Regions from separate parts of the Homo sapiens genome. Here region 1 is linked to region 2. Evidence: chromatin loops called from intact Hi-C (ENCODE). Cell type or tissue: CD4-positive, alpha-beta T cell. All regions are shown on one strand. Links, peaks and the distances in the headings refer to the core of each region. The heading gives the core; the rest is flanking DNA.

Region 1 (8,327 bases), core at 286-8,285, 85 kb after region 2:
ACTCACCAAAAGTCACCAGCTAAGCAGTATGACATCAGATTCAAACCCAGACGGTCTGGCTCCAAGCGTTTTTTTTCTTTTTTTGAGACAGTCTAGTGCTATCGCCCAGACTGGAGAGCAGTGGTGCGATCTCGGCTCACTGCAACCTCCACCTCCTGGGTTCAAGTGATTCTCCTGCCTCAGCCTCCCAAGTAGCTGGGATTACCAGTGCGCACCGCCATGCCCGGCTAATTTTTTGTATTTTTAGTAGAGACAGGGTTTTACCACACTGGCCAGGCTGGTCTCGAACTCCTGACCTTGTGATCCACCCGCCTTGGCCTCCCAAAGTGCTGGGATTACAGGTGTGAGCCACTGCGCCCAGCCCCAAACATATCTTTTTTTTTTTTTTTTTTTTTTGAGACAGAGTCTCACTCTGTCACCCAGGCTGGAATGCAGTGGCACTATCTCCGCTCACTGCAAGCTCCGCCTCCTGGGTTCATTCCATTCTCCTCCCTCAGCCTCCTGAGTAGCTGGGACTACAGGCGCCTGCCACCACGCCCGGCTAATTTTTTGTATTTTTAGTAGAGATGGGGTTTCACCATGTTAGCCAGGATGGTCTCGATCTCCTGACCTTGTGACCCACCTGCCTCGGCCTCCCAAAGTGCTGGGATTACAGGCGTGAGCCACCGCACCCAGTCCCAAGCATATCTTTTAGCCACTGAGCTACTACCCTACCTTGAGGTTAGACAAAAATCTCCTGCCTCAGGTCATCATTACCACATCCACCTGTATCTCACCATCTGATCTCCCAGCCTTGGCTCATTCCTGACCTTCCTTTCCCCTACTCCTTATCAAGTTCTCCTCCTGAGCTCAGCCTGCTGCTCTTATCCACTCAACTCCTCCATCTTGGTCCCCACTTTCCAGTCTATTCTTTCCACCCTGCCCCCAGCCCTGAGCCAAATTATACAAAGCCAGAAAAGATATATAAGTTAAAAAAAACACCTAAATTTAAAACTCTGCTCATAAACACACCTTACACTTTAAGTGTAGCCCAAGTCACATGTTCCTTCTCTTAAAACTATATACATTCCTTCAGAGCACAGACTGTGTTTATAACCTACTAGTTTAACCAATATGCTTCAGGGGCTGTCTAGCAGGCATGCCATGCCAGTTTCATATTACTATTATATTTTCTTCTAATCACTTATTACATCAGAATATTTGTTTTCCCAAGTCCAAAGTGGTAGACTTATTTTACACACAACCTTGAGATTCCGCCTATGATTTAAACAAAGTTTTGTGCATATTAATAAGGATTCAGAATATTTGAAAATCTCCCTGAAGCCTCATCAATTTGGAAAATGTAATAATTTGGATAAGGTTTAGCTAAAATTCTAATTTTCTTCAAACTCTATTTTTAATTTAAAGTGAACTAAAAAGAAAAAATTGGGCTATGTGCAGTGGCTCATGCCGGTAATCCCAGGACTGTGGGAGGCCAAAATGGGAGAACTGTTGAGCGCAGGAGTTTGAGGCCAGCCTGGGCAACATAGTGAGACCTCCATCTTTTAAAAACCTTCTTTTTTTTTTTTTATAATTAGCTAAGCATGGTGGCATGGACCAATAGTCCCCACTACTTGGAAGGCTGAGGCAGGGGGATCGCTTGAGCCCAGGATTTCAAGGTTGCAGCGAGCTATGATCATGCTACCTACACTCCAGCTCGGGTGATGGAGCAAGGCCCCATCTCAAAACAAGAAGGAAAAAACTGCCAGGTGTGGTGGCTCCTGCCTACAATCCCAACACTTTGGGGAGTGGGTGGATCACTTGAGCTTAGGAGTTCAAGACCAGCCTGGGAAACATGAAACCTTGTCTCTACAAAAAATATTTTAAAATTAGCCAGACACGGTGGCAAGTGCCTGTAGTCCCAGCTACTCAGGAGGGTGAGGTGGAAGGATGGCTTGAGCCCGGGAGTCTGAGGTTGTAGTGAGCCAAGACTGGGCTACCGAACTCCAGCCTGGGTGACAGAACCAGACACTGTCTCAAAAACAGAAAAGAAAAGAAAAAACCCACACTCTAAAAAAGTACTACTAAAAAATAATCCAAATATCCAGAGACTAATTATATTAAATGTGTATATAAGGCTTTCACTATACTAAATAAATGCATAAGACGTACAACTTGGAATAAAACGACTAATTTGACAAAATAGTTTAAATTGTCCCTAAACAAATTTACATGACTAAAAGTTAAGTCTTACCATATGAATGATTACAGAGCAACAAAAAAAACTGATAAGGACCACTGAGAAAACAGTAATACGAAAGACTAGTGATTTACTTTCATATGACTGACACCTCTAATTACCGTCTACCTAATAAAAATCCCCAAAGCAAGTGTGTGGACAAAAAATGCCTCCAATCCATCTCAAAACACGGTTTTTCTCTTCTCTGTTTACCAGTTTCCTATTGCACTTACTTCCTACCTACTCTCTTCCCTTCTATTAGTCAATATTACAGGTGTTCAGCTCTCTAGGAACATGTCTTTCCTTCACCAGTTTCCCCTTTTATCCCCAATTCAAAAGTGGAAATAAAAAGAAAACGTAAGCAGTGTGCATTTACGTGACAGGCCTTAAACTCAGCAAGAGATCAGGTTACTTGATATCTGTGTGTCCATAAAGCCTATTCCACATGCCACAAATGTATTTCTGACTTCGACACGGACAATACCTATATGACACATCTCTGAACGGGGTCTTGTTTTTGTGGTGCTTTTCTTTGGGTTTTAGGCTTTCTTTTTTTTTTTTTTTTTTTTTGAGACAGAGTCTCACTCTATCGCCCAGGCTGGAGTGCAGTGGCGTGATCTCGGCTCACTGCAACCTCCACCTCCCGGGTTCACGCCATTCTCCTGCCTCAGCCTCCCAAGTAGCTGGGACTACAGGCCCATGTCACCAGACCTGGCTAATATTTTTATTTTTAGTAGAGATGGGGTTTCACCATGTTAGCCAAGATGGTCTCGATCTAATGATCTCATGATCCACCCGCCTCGGCCTCCCAAAGTGCTGGGATTACAGGCATGAGCCCCCACGCCCGGCCGCTCATTTTTTAAATCTAGAAGCTTTTGTTTCCAACAAGGAGCAACATAACTTTCATGAGCCCTTCCAGTACTCACAATAACTTTATGTTTACCCAAATAAACAACTAGGAATAACCTCCCTCTCCTAACTATATTACCTGAAAGTGGTGAATTAATGAAACCCCTTCCCAGCTCCCTAAACATACTTTCAAATTAAAATAAGGCCTGAATTTACAACCCAGGTTAAATGGATTAAAAGATTAAGGACTAGAGAGCAAGTGCCTTCTCCATCTCACTCTCACATTTCAACCTCAAATTACCCCAGCCCTCTAATGACTAGAGTAGTCACTGTAAAGGCGCCTAATTACCCACGAATTACACCAACTGTAACCAATTTCAGGATCACAGATCAGATTTTCCCAAAACATGAATCTGCTAATTAAGTTACCTGAAAGTCAAACTAACACGCAATTTGGATGTGACATTTATCCACCTGAAAGTAGACCTGTTAAGTATTTCAATTCACAGTAACAGCAGCTATTCCTTATGGACAGCACTATTACACACTTGGAAAACTGCAGCTGAAATACACGGACGCAGGAAGAGACTCATCTATGATTCAAGCATTTCCAGGAAATAACAAAAGGATTCTCCTGGCAAACCAACAGAATGGCCCACCAAGACCTGCTTCAGCCTGGGAATCAACTCGTATTCATTTGCTAAATTAAACTGATAATGAAACAAGTTTAAGATACTCACATACAGAGACACACCACAGCACACACAGCCTGGCACCAGTTACATTAGTCGCTTTTTTCTGAATTCTGACACAAGGAACGAGGTTTGATTTCATGGTTTTGCCTATTTGCTCATTATTAAATCTGCCCACTTATTTTCCGCAAGAAAAAAAAAAAATTGGGCCAGGCGCAGTGGCTCACACCTGTAATTTCAGCACTTTGGGAGGCCAAGGTGGGTGGACCATGAGGTCAGGAGTTTGAGACCAGCCTGACCAACATGGTGAAACCCCGTCTCTACTAAAAATACAAAAATTAGCCGGGCATGGTGGTACATGCCTGTAACCCCAGCTACTCAGGGGGCCGAGGCAGGAGAATCGCTTGAACCTGGAAGGCAGAGGTTGCAGTGAACTGAGATCGTACCACCGCACTCCAGCCTGAGTGAGAGAGTGAGACTCTGTCTCAAGAAAAAAATACTTCTCCCCAGTGCTCACAATCTTGTGAAAATAAAGAATTTTCCTTGGACGTGCTCCTACAGATACACAAAGAAATAATTCAGAAATAAAATCCATTCAACCAAAAGGCCAGGTTCAATGAGCTGGGAAGAAACTGCGTGGGTTTTGCAGCTGCGGCTGGAGCCCAGGAGTCCAAAGCTGCCGTAGACTGGTCTGTGCAGCTCTCAGGAAGGAAGCTTCACAGTGGATCGCTTCACACATCACCAGCCCAATACCAAAAAGGCGTTTCTCAGGAGCCCTGGTGTTGGGGGAGGGCAAGGAAAACAAGTGAGGGACATTCACAAGGGCTCACAGACGAGTCTCGCTGGGGACTATGTGTTATGGGTTAAACTGTGTCTCCACCAACCCCAACATGATATGTCAAAGTCCTAACCCCAGTACCTCAGAATGTGACCTGACTTGGAAACAGGGTTGGTGCAGATGCAATTAGTCCAGATGAGGCTGGACTGGAGTAGGGTGGGCCCCTGCTTCAATATAACTGGTGTCCTTATACGACAGCCACGTGAAAGCACGGAGACACCCAGGGAGAGCGCTGTGCGACAAGAGACTGGAGTGCCGCAGCTGCAAGCCAAGAAACCCCACAGGCTGCCGGCGAGCCCGCAGAAGCTAGGAAAAGGCGAGGGCGGACTCCCCGAGGGTTTCAGAGGCAGCGTGGCCCTGCCGGCTTGACAGAGGACTTCCAGCCACCGGACTGTGAGGAGAGAATACAATTCTGTTGTTCTAAAGCCGCGCAGTTTGTGGCACTTCGTTAGACAGCCCTGGGAAATTAATACACCACACTTGAACTTGAGTTGCTTCCTGTTGCCCTACTCCATCCAGCCCCCTCAGCTGGCAAATGCTCCCACTCCACCACAACAGAGCCGCAGGGAATCCCCGGGTTGCTGTGTGGCTGGGGAGGCCCTTCTCCCCTGTAAGTGGCACACAACAGGCTGGGCTATCCCAGGCCCAGGCCCTTGTCCCAATTTTGTTCCTTCTCTCCAAGTTCCCGGCTGCCTCCTCTGGGCCCTGCCCTCACCAGGGCCCGGTCCCCACTCCTCCCACAGGCAGCCCTGGCCCTCCAGCTGCAGGACGGGGTGTGGAAGTCCCCTTGGGGTGGGCAGTGCCCCGTGCTGCTTCCGCCCACCCCAGTTTCTCACAGAATTTTTAGAACACTTCTTTCAGTTTTGCCTTAAGTAATATCCTTCCTCATGCCCCAACAACCCCACTCACACTGGTGCACTCACGCACCCTCATTCTCTCTTACACACAACTCAGCCACAGGCCCACAGGGTCTCTCTCTCTCACACAAAACTCAGCCACAAACCCACAACGGTCTCGGTCTCTCTCTCACACACACACACGCACACAAAACTCAGCCACAGGCTCACCAGGGTCTCTCTCAACATGCACACATACACACACACACCCCTCAGTCATAGGCTCACAAGAGTCTCTCTTGTCTCTCATACATACACAAACACACACAACCAGCCACAGGCCCACAAAGGTCTCTCTCTTTGTCCCTGTCTGCTCTCTCGCACTCACAAACACACATCTCAGCCACAGGCCCACCAGAGTCTGTCTGTCTCTTTGTCTCTCTCACTCTCTCTCACACACATACACCTCAGCCACAGGCCCACAAGGGTCTCTCTCCTTGTCCCTGGCTCCTCTCTCTCGCACACTCCCACACACACACATACAGCTCAGCCACAGGCCCACGAGGGTGTCTCTCTCTCTCTCTCTCTCACACACACACACACACACACACACACGCCTGTGCAGCTCCACAGGGGCCTGGGCCAGGAGACAGATCTGAATACACATACCACCCTGTGCTGTGAGTGGCCACTCCCATCCAACAACTGAGACTTTCTGTTACTGGGCCAAGGTTTTCTGCCAAACTTACTTCCCTTATAATGAATGAATTCTCCCTCAGAAGGTTCCTCAGTCCTCCCCTGGAAGCTGACCTGCAATGGCCTAACCCACCTATTTACCAGGCATGCCAGGACATATGAGACCCTGATAGGTGGACACCAAAGCTCAGCCTGGAACCCCACCCCCATGTGCATCATTGCAGCAGAACTTCTTCGGACACACTCGATCCACCAGCTAACACTCCATACCCTATGAAGAGAATACGTACGGATTCTAGGTTTGATAAAATCCTGGGCCAGTGGTGGTAAGTCAGGCTGAAAAGCAACCATCTCCCAATTTCCACCCACTGTTTTACCTACAAGACTATTTCTACCTCTCATTATTTAATCCTCCACAAAAAGTATATTTTGTAACATGGTCCCTGAGCTGCCTCACCCTGGGCCAATGGTTTTCAAACTTGAGCGTGCATCAGAGCCACCTGGAGGGCTTGTTAAAACAGATCTCTGGGCTCCTCCCCTAGAGCTTCTGATTCACACCAGGTCTGGGGTGGGGTCTGAGAACCGGCCAGTCTAGCGAGTTCCCAAGCGATGCTGATTTAGGTCCCTGGACCAGGCTTCGAGAAACACTGCCCTAGACCGCTCATTTCTCGCTGAGCTCAGGTGGCCCAGCATAGCACTCAGCATAGCACACACTGCTGTCGGCCTTCCCACTGCCCATTCCCTTCCTCCCACTTAGGCAAAGCCGGGTTGTGCTCCCTATGACTAAACCCTGCAGGACAGAGCTGATCACGTGGTTCCACCACTCCACAGGCGTGGGTGGGTGAGTGGTTCAAGGTGAGTGCAGACCCACCTGTAAGATGTGAAGGGGAAGTCTGCTGGGGAGTACTTCTGAGAAAGTAGCCAGGGGTTCTTTTAACCTGCCTTTGGATGTTCAGGTGGGAGGCTGGGAGGCTGTGAAGCACACAGACCTCCTGCAAACGTGAGGGGAGCTGCACGGCACACAGAGTCCAACAGAACAGACAGGTCCGAAGAACCAGGCTCCCAGGTGCTGACACTAACCTGCTGAGTAAACCAACCCAGAACCACCCTGCCTCCAGGCTTCTTGTTAAGTGACATCATGCATTCTTTATTGTTTGAGCTGGTTGAGTCAGGGTTTTGTTACTTGCTGCTGAAAATAATCCCAAAGCAAAGCAAGCTGACAGGACAGCTCCTCTAAAGGCAACCTCTCAGCACACATTACAATGGCATGTGTTCCACAAACTAATCCCAATATTTCAGATTTAAATTTTCCACATTTCAAAAGCTATGTAGCTGAATATCTGTGGATAATCCACACTTAGAATTAGCATAAAACTAAAGAAGTTATCTAGCATACAGTAAAATATTACTGAAGGACCAACCCTGGGTCTATCTTACACGAGTCATGCTCTTTTTTTTTCAGGGATTTGCTAGGAACCATATAATACTAGGGCCTAAGAAAGTATTCAGTTGCTTCCATCCGTTAATCTCGGACTTAGTCTCCTTCGACAGACAGCTGTACATCTAATTGGGAAAGTGGCTTTCCACTCCAAAGCAGACAAGTATGCACTTACAGAGAGAGGACACCTAGGATCACGCACATGTTCTGTCACTTCATAGCTCTATAACCTTCAACAAATTGTTTTACCTTGATGAACCTGTCTCCTCATCTATAAAATGGGAATACTACCACATATCCACCTGGTTATGTAAGGAAGATACATGTGAAAGCACTTTGTAAACCATAAGGTTTACACAAGGGCAATTACTTAAATCCAATTTTTATGGATTAAGTGGATTAACATGACCTGATTTGAAGAAACAGGATTAATTACAATCCTAGAAGAATTACTCCACCAAAAATGCATACTACATACACCTGTCATAACTACCAATCGAACACTGTTTGGATTGTAATTCAAACAGAACCTTTACTGTAAATAATTTAGTGGCAGCAACATCCACAAGGTAGTTACAACCCTCAAAGTCAATGTTGTACAAGGCACAATATCAATATGAATTATTTACTATATACATTTTACATGGTTCACTTGGCAGGCCACACACTATGACTATGCTTTTACTGAGGCTATTCTCTGGGATCCACCTTCAAATGCAACAGTGGGTATCTGGGCACTTCACAGGGGGGCAAATCATCT
Region 2 (8,327 bases), core at 198-8,197:
CTCAGCACTTTGGGAGGCCGAGGCGGGTGGATCACGGGGTCAGGAGATCAAGACCATCCTGGATAACATGGTGAAACCCCGTCTCTACTAAAAATACAAAAAATTAGCTGGGTGTGGTGGCGGGTGCCTGTAGTCCCAGCTACTCGGGAGGCTGAGGCAGGAGAATGGCGTGAACCTGAGAGGCAGAGCTTGCAGTGTGCCGAGATCGCGCCACTGCACTCCAGCCTGGGCGACAGAACGAGACTCCGTCAAAAAAAAAAAAAAAAAACTAGCTGGGCATAGTGGCGCACACCTGTAGTCCCAGCTACTTGGGAGGCTGAGGCAGGAGAATCACTTGAACCCAGGAGGTGGAGGTTTCAGTGAGCTGAGATCATGCCATTGCACTCCAGCCTGGGTGACAAGAGTGAAACTCCGTCTCAAAAAAAAATAAAATACTTGTTATACTGCCCAGGCTGAAGCACAGTGGCAATTCACAGGCACAATCATAGCGCAATGCAGCCTCAAACTCCTGGCCTCAAGCGATCCTCCCACCTCAGCCTCCTGAGTAGCTGGGACTACAAGCGTGCACTACCATGCCCAGCTCTGAAACTGCTTTAACTAAGGTTACAAATGATCCTCACACGGCCAAATCCAACAGAAACTTCTCCTTTTGTTCACCACTCTCCCTGCTGCCACCAGCCCCCTGTCCTGTTACAGCCTGAACCACTTGTCCCTCTCGGTTTTTCTTTCTCTCTGGTTCCTCTGCCAGCTGTTGCTCCTTTAACCATCAGACACTGAGTTATGCTGGATGCTGCCTATGCCCTCTTCACTCTCTCCCAGGGGAGCTTGTTGGCATGCTGAACCCTCCCACATCGATTCCCCTAGCTTAGTCCTCTCCATACCTATATGTCCAACCAGTGACTGGGCATCCACCTGAATCTTCACACACCCCAACCTGGCCACCTTTGCTGTGTGCCTCATCTTAGCACCATTATTCATCAACCCTATCATTATTTATCCAGTTGTTTAAGCCAGAAACCTGAAAACCCCTTTCACTTCAGCTTCTCATACTCTCCTCAAACAAATCCATAACCAAGTCATACTGATTGTACCTCCTTCATGAGCCCTTAAACCCACTCACTTCTCCTCTTTCTTAATAAATACCCCAGATATCAGGGGTTAGCAAACTATGCCCACAGGTTAAATCCAGTTTGCTGCTTATTTTTGTCAGCAAAGTTTTATTGGAACACAGCCATGCCCGTTCCTTTATGGACTGTCTACTATTGCCTTCGTGCTATGATAGCAGAGTTGAGTACTTGCAACAGAGACTGTACAGCCTACAAAGTCAAAATAAATACTCTAACACCACAAAACTACACAAAAAAATGATGGTGCAGTAACTTCCTCTTAGTCTCCCTGCATCCACCTCTGCCCTTTCCACTCCATTCTCCACACTGCACCAAGAGTGAATTTACCCATATACAAATCTGGTCATGCCACTATTTGCTTAAAACTCTTCAAAGACTTCTCACTTGGCAAAAGTCCCAAATCCTCTGCTGTCGCTATAAAACTCCGGCACCTGCCTAGTCTCGACCTCCCTGCGCATGCTCCAACCTCACTGGTCTCGTTTCTGCTCTGCTTGCCTCAACACCTTTGAATTTTCTGTCCCTTTGCCTTGCACCCACTCCTCCAACCCACCCACCTCTCCACCTAGCTAAATCTGATTTATGCTTCATGTCCTGGCTTAAATACCCTCTCAGACACCACAGCAACTTCTACCTGACCTTTTGTAACACTTCTCACAACAACATGGTCAAGGTCTACCTACGCCAGGAGATTCTAAGCATCTCGTGCTTCGAATGCACAATGCCTATCACTTCATCAGCACTCAATAAACAGCTGATGAGTGGATAGAGGTGGGCATACAGCCACAGATGCTAGGGAATCAGCTTGAAAAGGGCAAGAGAAGCTTGAAAAGGGCAAGAAACAGAAAATAGTAAACGGTGCCTACAAAATAAAAGAATAAAAACCTAACAGTGTGTATTTCTGATCTGAAACTTTCAAAAAATGTTTAAAGAAAAAAATCATATTAACACACTTTTAAAGTACACATTTATAAGTTTTTTTTTTTTTTTTAAGAAATCTACAACAATTTAACTATGTTAAGGTCTTAACCTGACAAGGCAATTCTCTACCCTACAATATTTCTTCAAATGAAAAGATGTTAAAAGTTCACACTCATATTAACAGTTTTTGACACAATTAACAACCCTATTTCGCAGAGTAATTTGCTATGATTTAAAGCCTAATATTTTGTCATTCTTAGTAAATCTCTGGACGGATATATTTATAACTTGCCATTTTAATTAAGATTCTTCTATTAGCGAGAGGCATTTTAAAAATCACTATTTTGTTTCTTTTGTTGTAGGACATATTTCAGAATCCCACAAGGGGGAGTTCTAGCACCTCCAAACTGCCCTTCAGAAGTATGCTAATTTTTCTAAAAGAAAAAGTTTCAAGTCCATATCTTTCTCAAAAGAACAAAACAATTGGGCCGGGCGCGGTGGCCAACGCCTGTAATCCCAGCACTCTGGGAGGCCGAGGCAGGCAGATCACGAGGTCAGGAGATCAAGACCATCCTGGCTAACATGGTGAAACCCTGTCTCTACTAAAAAATACAAAAAATCAGCCGGGCATGGTGGCGGGCGCCTGTAGTCCCAGCTACTCGGGAGGCTGAGGCAGGAGAATGGCGTGAACCTGGGAGGCAGAGCTTGCAGTGAGCCGAGATCGGGCCACTGCACTCCAACCTGGGCAACAGCGTGAGACTTCATCTCAAAAAAAAAAAAAGAACAAAACAATAGCAATATTAACTTGATAAAAAAGAAACTCTAACCAAAATGTTAGCCAGGGGGCAACCACATACTAGGGTTACAAGTTCCCCAACTGTCCCCAACTGAGCACACTGTGTGACAACAGGACACGCCCTCATCCAGAGTGAGCCTGGGCTGATTAGACAGGAAAAACAAATAAAAACGTAATTCTCTAGTTTTGAAACCTCCCATACTCCTTTAACAAATCAGATCAGATATTTTATAGAAAAAAGAAAAAGTAACTCTATAAACAACTTTTTCTTAAGTAGTCTTCATTGAAAGTATTAATATAGTTTATATATTTCATATTATTTCATATAAAGTATTATCCCCTTTTAGAAGATGGGGGAAATTGTGGCTTGGAGGGGTTAAGAGACTTATCAAAGATCTTGGGGCTAGGTAGTAGAAAAACAGAAAAAAAAATCAGGTTTTTCAACTGCAGTCAGTACTTTTTTAACAAATTAAAATAGATCAAATCTGTTTCTCCTAGGTACCTAAAGGCCTAAAAATCCATCAACACAGGGATATATATTAGAAAACCATACCAAGATAAAATGCAAAGGTCAAGAAAATAGAAATGTTAAAACTCCTTTTGTATGTCATGTATTTCCACAGTTTTGTGGTGAAGAAGTATGAATTTAGGGAACTGGATACTAGAGAGAAAGGAATCATCTCCCTTCACTTGCTAAGGAATTGCTGGTGCCCTGGGCCACAAGAAGGGTGTGATTTGGGGGGACTGTGTGCAATTAAACAGGAAAGGAAATAACAGACTTAAAGTATTAAGTCATTCTGATGTCTTATCAACAAGAGTAAAGCACAGCCTAATAAATAAATATATTTGAGAATCTATATTAATCCAGACAGAATGAACAAGAGGCTTGATGTTCCTGGTAATAACCACATGAAACCTTTTTATTTAAGGACTACAACTTATGAAATATGAAAGAATTACTTAGACAAATCCCAATCTTAGATTCTGTATTTCTCAGACATCTTTCTCCCCTTTCACAATTTTGAATGCTAAATATTAGAAGTCATTATAAAAGTAAATCTCGGCCGGGCGCAGTGGCTCACACCTGTAATCTCGGCACTTTGGGAGGCCAAGGAGGGCGGATCACTCGAGGTCAAGAATTTGAGACCAGCCTGTCCAACATGGTGAAACCCTGTCTCTAGTAAAAATACAAAAATTTGCTGGGCATGGTGGCACACGCCTGTAATCTCAGCTTCTCGGGAGGCTGAAGCTGGGGAATTGCTTGAACCCGGGAGGCGGAGCTGCAACTGCACCATTGCACTCCAGCCTGGGTAACAGAGTCCATCTCAAAAAGACAAGAAAAAGTAAATCTCTTATGCCAACATATGCATCTGGAACACTGATTCTGTATAAGCCATCTGACTGCTCCAGCAGGTGGCCCCCACACACAGTATTATGCACATGGCAAATGATCTTGTATAAAATGAGAGCTATCTTGGGTGCCTTCCACATAACACTCAGATTCTATAACCACACTCCTAATTTAGTGTTTCCTGCATAACAGCAGGCTCAGCTGAGTTATTAATAAGTACTGTACAGCTATTTTTCCCTGATATTAAATAGCAATTGTGTTTCAACCCCCACCACCACCACCACTACCCTTTTATTCCTCAGATATTAACCACTAAAACAAAATCTAACTATACTGCCAGACCCACTCATGCAAACATTTGCAAAAACCTAGGAAGTGGCTGAAATTAGTTTGCTTTGAGGAAAAAAGAGGCTACTGCATATGGATAGCATTTTTCCTTATCCACATCATTTTAGAAAAGGCAGTGTGGCCAAGTGCTTAGCCAACACAGATTTGAGATCAAACCCCAGCCATAAAAGCCTGGGGACATTCCCCACCCACTCTAAGACTCAGCTTCCTCTTCTATGAAATCAAGTTATTGAATTCACAGCAATATGATGGGTGCTAAATGAGATACATATGCAAACCACTGGGTACACAGTAGGCCTCAAAGGGGAGATTATATTGATTTGCTCATTCACAATTAATGCATTTATTTAATAAAATTCCACAACAAATAATTTAGATGCTTGGGGGAAGCATTTTTCCCACATTAAAGCTTTTAGAAGATAACTCTTTACCACACTCCTTTGGTTTCTAAGAGATTTTTTTTCCCCTAAAACACTTCAAGTTCTTTTTATTTCATGATTGGAACAGAACTCAAGAAAAAAAGAAGTGTCATTTACTGGACACTACCTCCCACTCCCTGAAATGTGCCAGAAACCCTGAAAGACAGACAAAAAACAATTGGGAGACTAAGATAACCCCTGTACTATCTAAACTTTTGGTTTGGCCAAGTGGAAGTCATCTGTGTTGGGCAACACCTTGGTTTTTACACCTGGATAACTAGCTTTTAACTATTACAACCTGGGCTGGCAGCTTCAGCAGAGCCATGTGGGATTTTCACCTTGATAGGTCAGGCAGCGTATGTTGGCTCTGTCCAAAGGCAAGTAACTATTTTTATACAATTGGATGATGCTGGGCCTCAAACAAATGACAAGTAGGCCCTGCATGTCTGGCACAGGCCCTGAAACAAGATCCAGGCTCGGCAAAAGTTTAAGCTTTGTGATGCAGGCTGCCGTCGCTTGACCTTGAGTAGCATGGGCACAGCTTATACTTAAGCAGGCATCGCTGTGGCGAGAATTAGGCTATAAAAGAAAGGACGCTGTGGTGGTTCCTCAAAAAACTTGAACAGAATTACCAATTCCATTTCTAGGCATACACTCAAAAGTGACAGCAGGGACTCAGATACTTATACACCCATCTTCATGGCAAGACTACTCATAAATGCCACAAGGTGGATAAACAAAACATGATATATATGTGCAACAGAAAATTATTCAGCCTTAAAAAGGAATAAAATTCTGATACATGCTATATAACATGGGAGAACCTTGAAGACATTATGCAAAATGAAATAAACCAAACACAAAGGGACAAATACTGTATAATCCCACTTCTATGAGGGACCTAGAATAGTCCAATTCATAGAGACAGAAAGTAGAATAGTGGTTGCCAGGGAGAATAATGGTGGCTGAGGGAAGGTGTTTAATGGGTATGGAGTTTCCCCTTGGGGTGATGAAAGGGTCCTGGAGATGGATGGAGGTGATGACTGTACAACACTGTGAATGTACTTACTGCCAGTGAACTGTACGCATACAAATGGTGAAAATGGTAAATTTTGTGTTAAGTATATTTTACCCCATATATATAGGGAAAGGGGAAGGCAAGAGCTAGACACAGCTGAAATGGTTTAAAATAACCAAACTGGGCCGGGTGCGGTGGCTCATGCCTGAAATACCAGCACTTTGGGAGGCTGAGGCAGGTGGATTACCTGAGTTCAGGAGTTCAAGACCAGCCTGACCAACATGGTGAAACCCCATCTCTACTAAAATTACAAAAATTAGCTGGGCGTGGTCATGGGCACCTGTAATCCCAGCTACTTGGGAGGCTGAGGCAAGGGAATCACTTGAACCCGGGAGGCAGAGGTTGCAGTGAGCCGAGATCACGCCACTGCACACCAGCCTGGGCAACAAGAGCGAAACTCTGTCTCAAAAAACAAAACAAAACAAAAAAGAAATAACCAAACCTTGCTGGGTAACCAACACAAAGTTACAGCTAGACAGACAGAATGAGTTCTGGTGTTCTACAGCACTACAGGGTGACTGCAGTTGACTACAATAAAGCCAGAAGGGAGGATTTTGAATGTTCACAACATAATGAAATGATAAATGTCTGAGGTGATAATACGCTAATTACCCTGAGTGGATCGTTACACATTGTATACAGTATCAAAACAGCACTCTCTATCCCATACCTAAGTACAATTATTACATGCCAACTAAAAAGGAAAAAAAAAAGAAAACAACATCTAGAAAGTCAGGTTAAACAGATATAAAAAGAGAAGTGGAGATACTTTGAGATCTCATTGTGCAGGTATTCAAAATGAAATATATCTGTGCTAAATGGAGCTTTTAAAAGACTCTAATAAAGGAAGACAGGCAAGATCTCAGCAGACTGGAATTGTTCCTCAAAAAATAGGCCAGTCATGGTGGCTCACACCTGTCATCCTAGCACTTTGGTAGACCGAGGCAGGTGGATCACTTGAGCTCAGGAGTTTGAAACCAGCCTGGGCAACATGGTGAAACCCTGTCTCCACAAAAAAATATAAAACTTAGCTGGGCATGGTGGTACATGCCTGTAGTCCCAGCTACTCAGGAGGCTGAGGAGGGAGGATCACCTGAGCTCGGGAGGCCAAGGTTGTAATAACTGTAACTGCACCACTGCATTCTAGCTTGGGCAACAGAGCAAGACCCTGTCTTAAAACAAAAGTAAAAATAAAAATAATTAAGAAACCATGATTGAGTTCTAGGAACTGTGAAGAAATACACTTAAATCCCCCATAGTAAACAATTAAGGAGCTCTACCATCAAAGACTGAGGCGGCTACACCAAGCCTTACACAAACCTGGACAGGTGAAAGGAAACCAGGAAGGTGAGTGTGGAATGCTCAGTGCATTTTTCAATGGAGATACAATTACTGCTTGTGCCCTGAGGGAATATGCTTGAGAAGTTTATGGCATTTAGGACTCAATCAAAAGAAGGCACAGCAAAGAGGAAACCATTAAAGGAGAACCAGGCAGGACAAGATAAACCGAGCCTGGGCCTGACTGGGATACTGGGCTGACAGGAGAGTATCTCTTATGTAAGATTATGCAACGCAACAAACAGAAAAAAGATTTGTTTGAACTATAGATGTTTTTAGTAGACCCAGAACTTGATTTTATCTCTTTTGCTTTGGGAGAACACACCGAAAAAAATCTAGAGAAAGATCTAAAGGGAAAATAAATATCTAGACCAAAAAGTTAAAAAAAAATTAAAGGAATGTACTAATTTAAAAAGAAAGAGAGCAACACAAAAAGCTGGTTAAATTGAACAGTGGAGAACAAGCAAGTCCTGGGGGAACAGCCGACTAACACAGAAAAAGAAGGAACTATCACCACTAGGCCCTGATGGACTCACACTTCCAAAGTGTCAACAACTGCTCACCTCAGGGCATCTGCTGAGAACACCACTCCAGTTGAAATAAGTGGACAAAAAGGAAACAAACTTCCCTAAGAAGCAGGTTTCAGAAGCCCCCGCAAGTCCACAGTGAGAGGCAATGGAAACCACCCTGTGCACAGATCTCAACGTCACTGCCCACAGACTGCAGAAGCTCTGCTCCTAACACAGCTTCCATACCACTAGCACAAAAGTGCCGGGAGATGCCAGAAACAAGGGCCCAAGGAAGAAACAGAAATCCACACATGGAAAACAGAAGGAAGGCAGGCCGAGTATGTCGGCTACCGCCAGGCAAATTTATAAACTCTGAGGGAAGGCCAGAGCATCTCAGGTGCCCCTTCCTGAGTAGAGCAGTGGTATGCACAGGTGGCTCCTCT

Evidence for each region. Peaks named below come from ENCODE experiments on the same cell type or tissue, not always from the same donor. Only the 100,000 strongest peaks of a DNase experiment are listed, where the experiment ranks them.
Region 1: it touches region 2 in a loop (2.0-fold over the local background); 18 of 110 quality-filtered maps call a loop at or near these places.

The regions. Positions count from the first base shown.
Region 1 is chr4:153,485,415-153,493,741 of GRCh38, reverse strand. The region is part of intron 3 of TMEM131L (transmembrane 131 like); the gene reads right to left. Among named protein-coding and RNA genes, the nearest start is that of TMEM131L, 23 kb to the right of the region's middle. RefSeq lists enhancers at 4,250-4,309, 4,940-5,149, 5,300-5,469, 5,650-5,719, 5,820-5,939 and 2 more. In CD4-positive, alpha-beta T cell, for the core only: no CTCF peak of the experiment used is centred there; DNase peaks (open chromatin) are centred at 4,611, 5,141, 5,471, 7,241 and 1 weaker place; H3K4me3 peaks cover 3,873 bases; H3K27ac peaks cover 6,917 bases.
Region 2 is chr4:153,570,464-153,578,790 of GRCh38, reverse strand. All of the region lies in intron 7 of TMEM131L (transmembrane 131 like), which reads right to left. Among named protein-coding and RNA genes, the nearest start is that of TMEM131L, 110 kb to the right of the region's middle. In CD4-positive, alpha-beta T cell, for the core only: CTCF peaks have their summits at 2,216, 2,425 (motif pointing right), 4,024 and 4,223 (motif pointing right); DNase peaks (open chromatin) are centred at 2,440, 4,260 and 4,720; H3K27ac peaks cover 1,505 bases.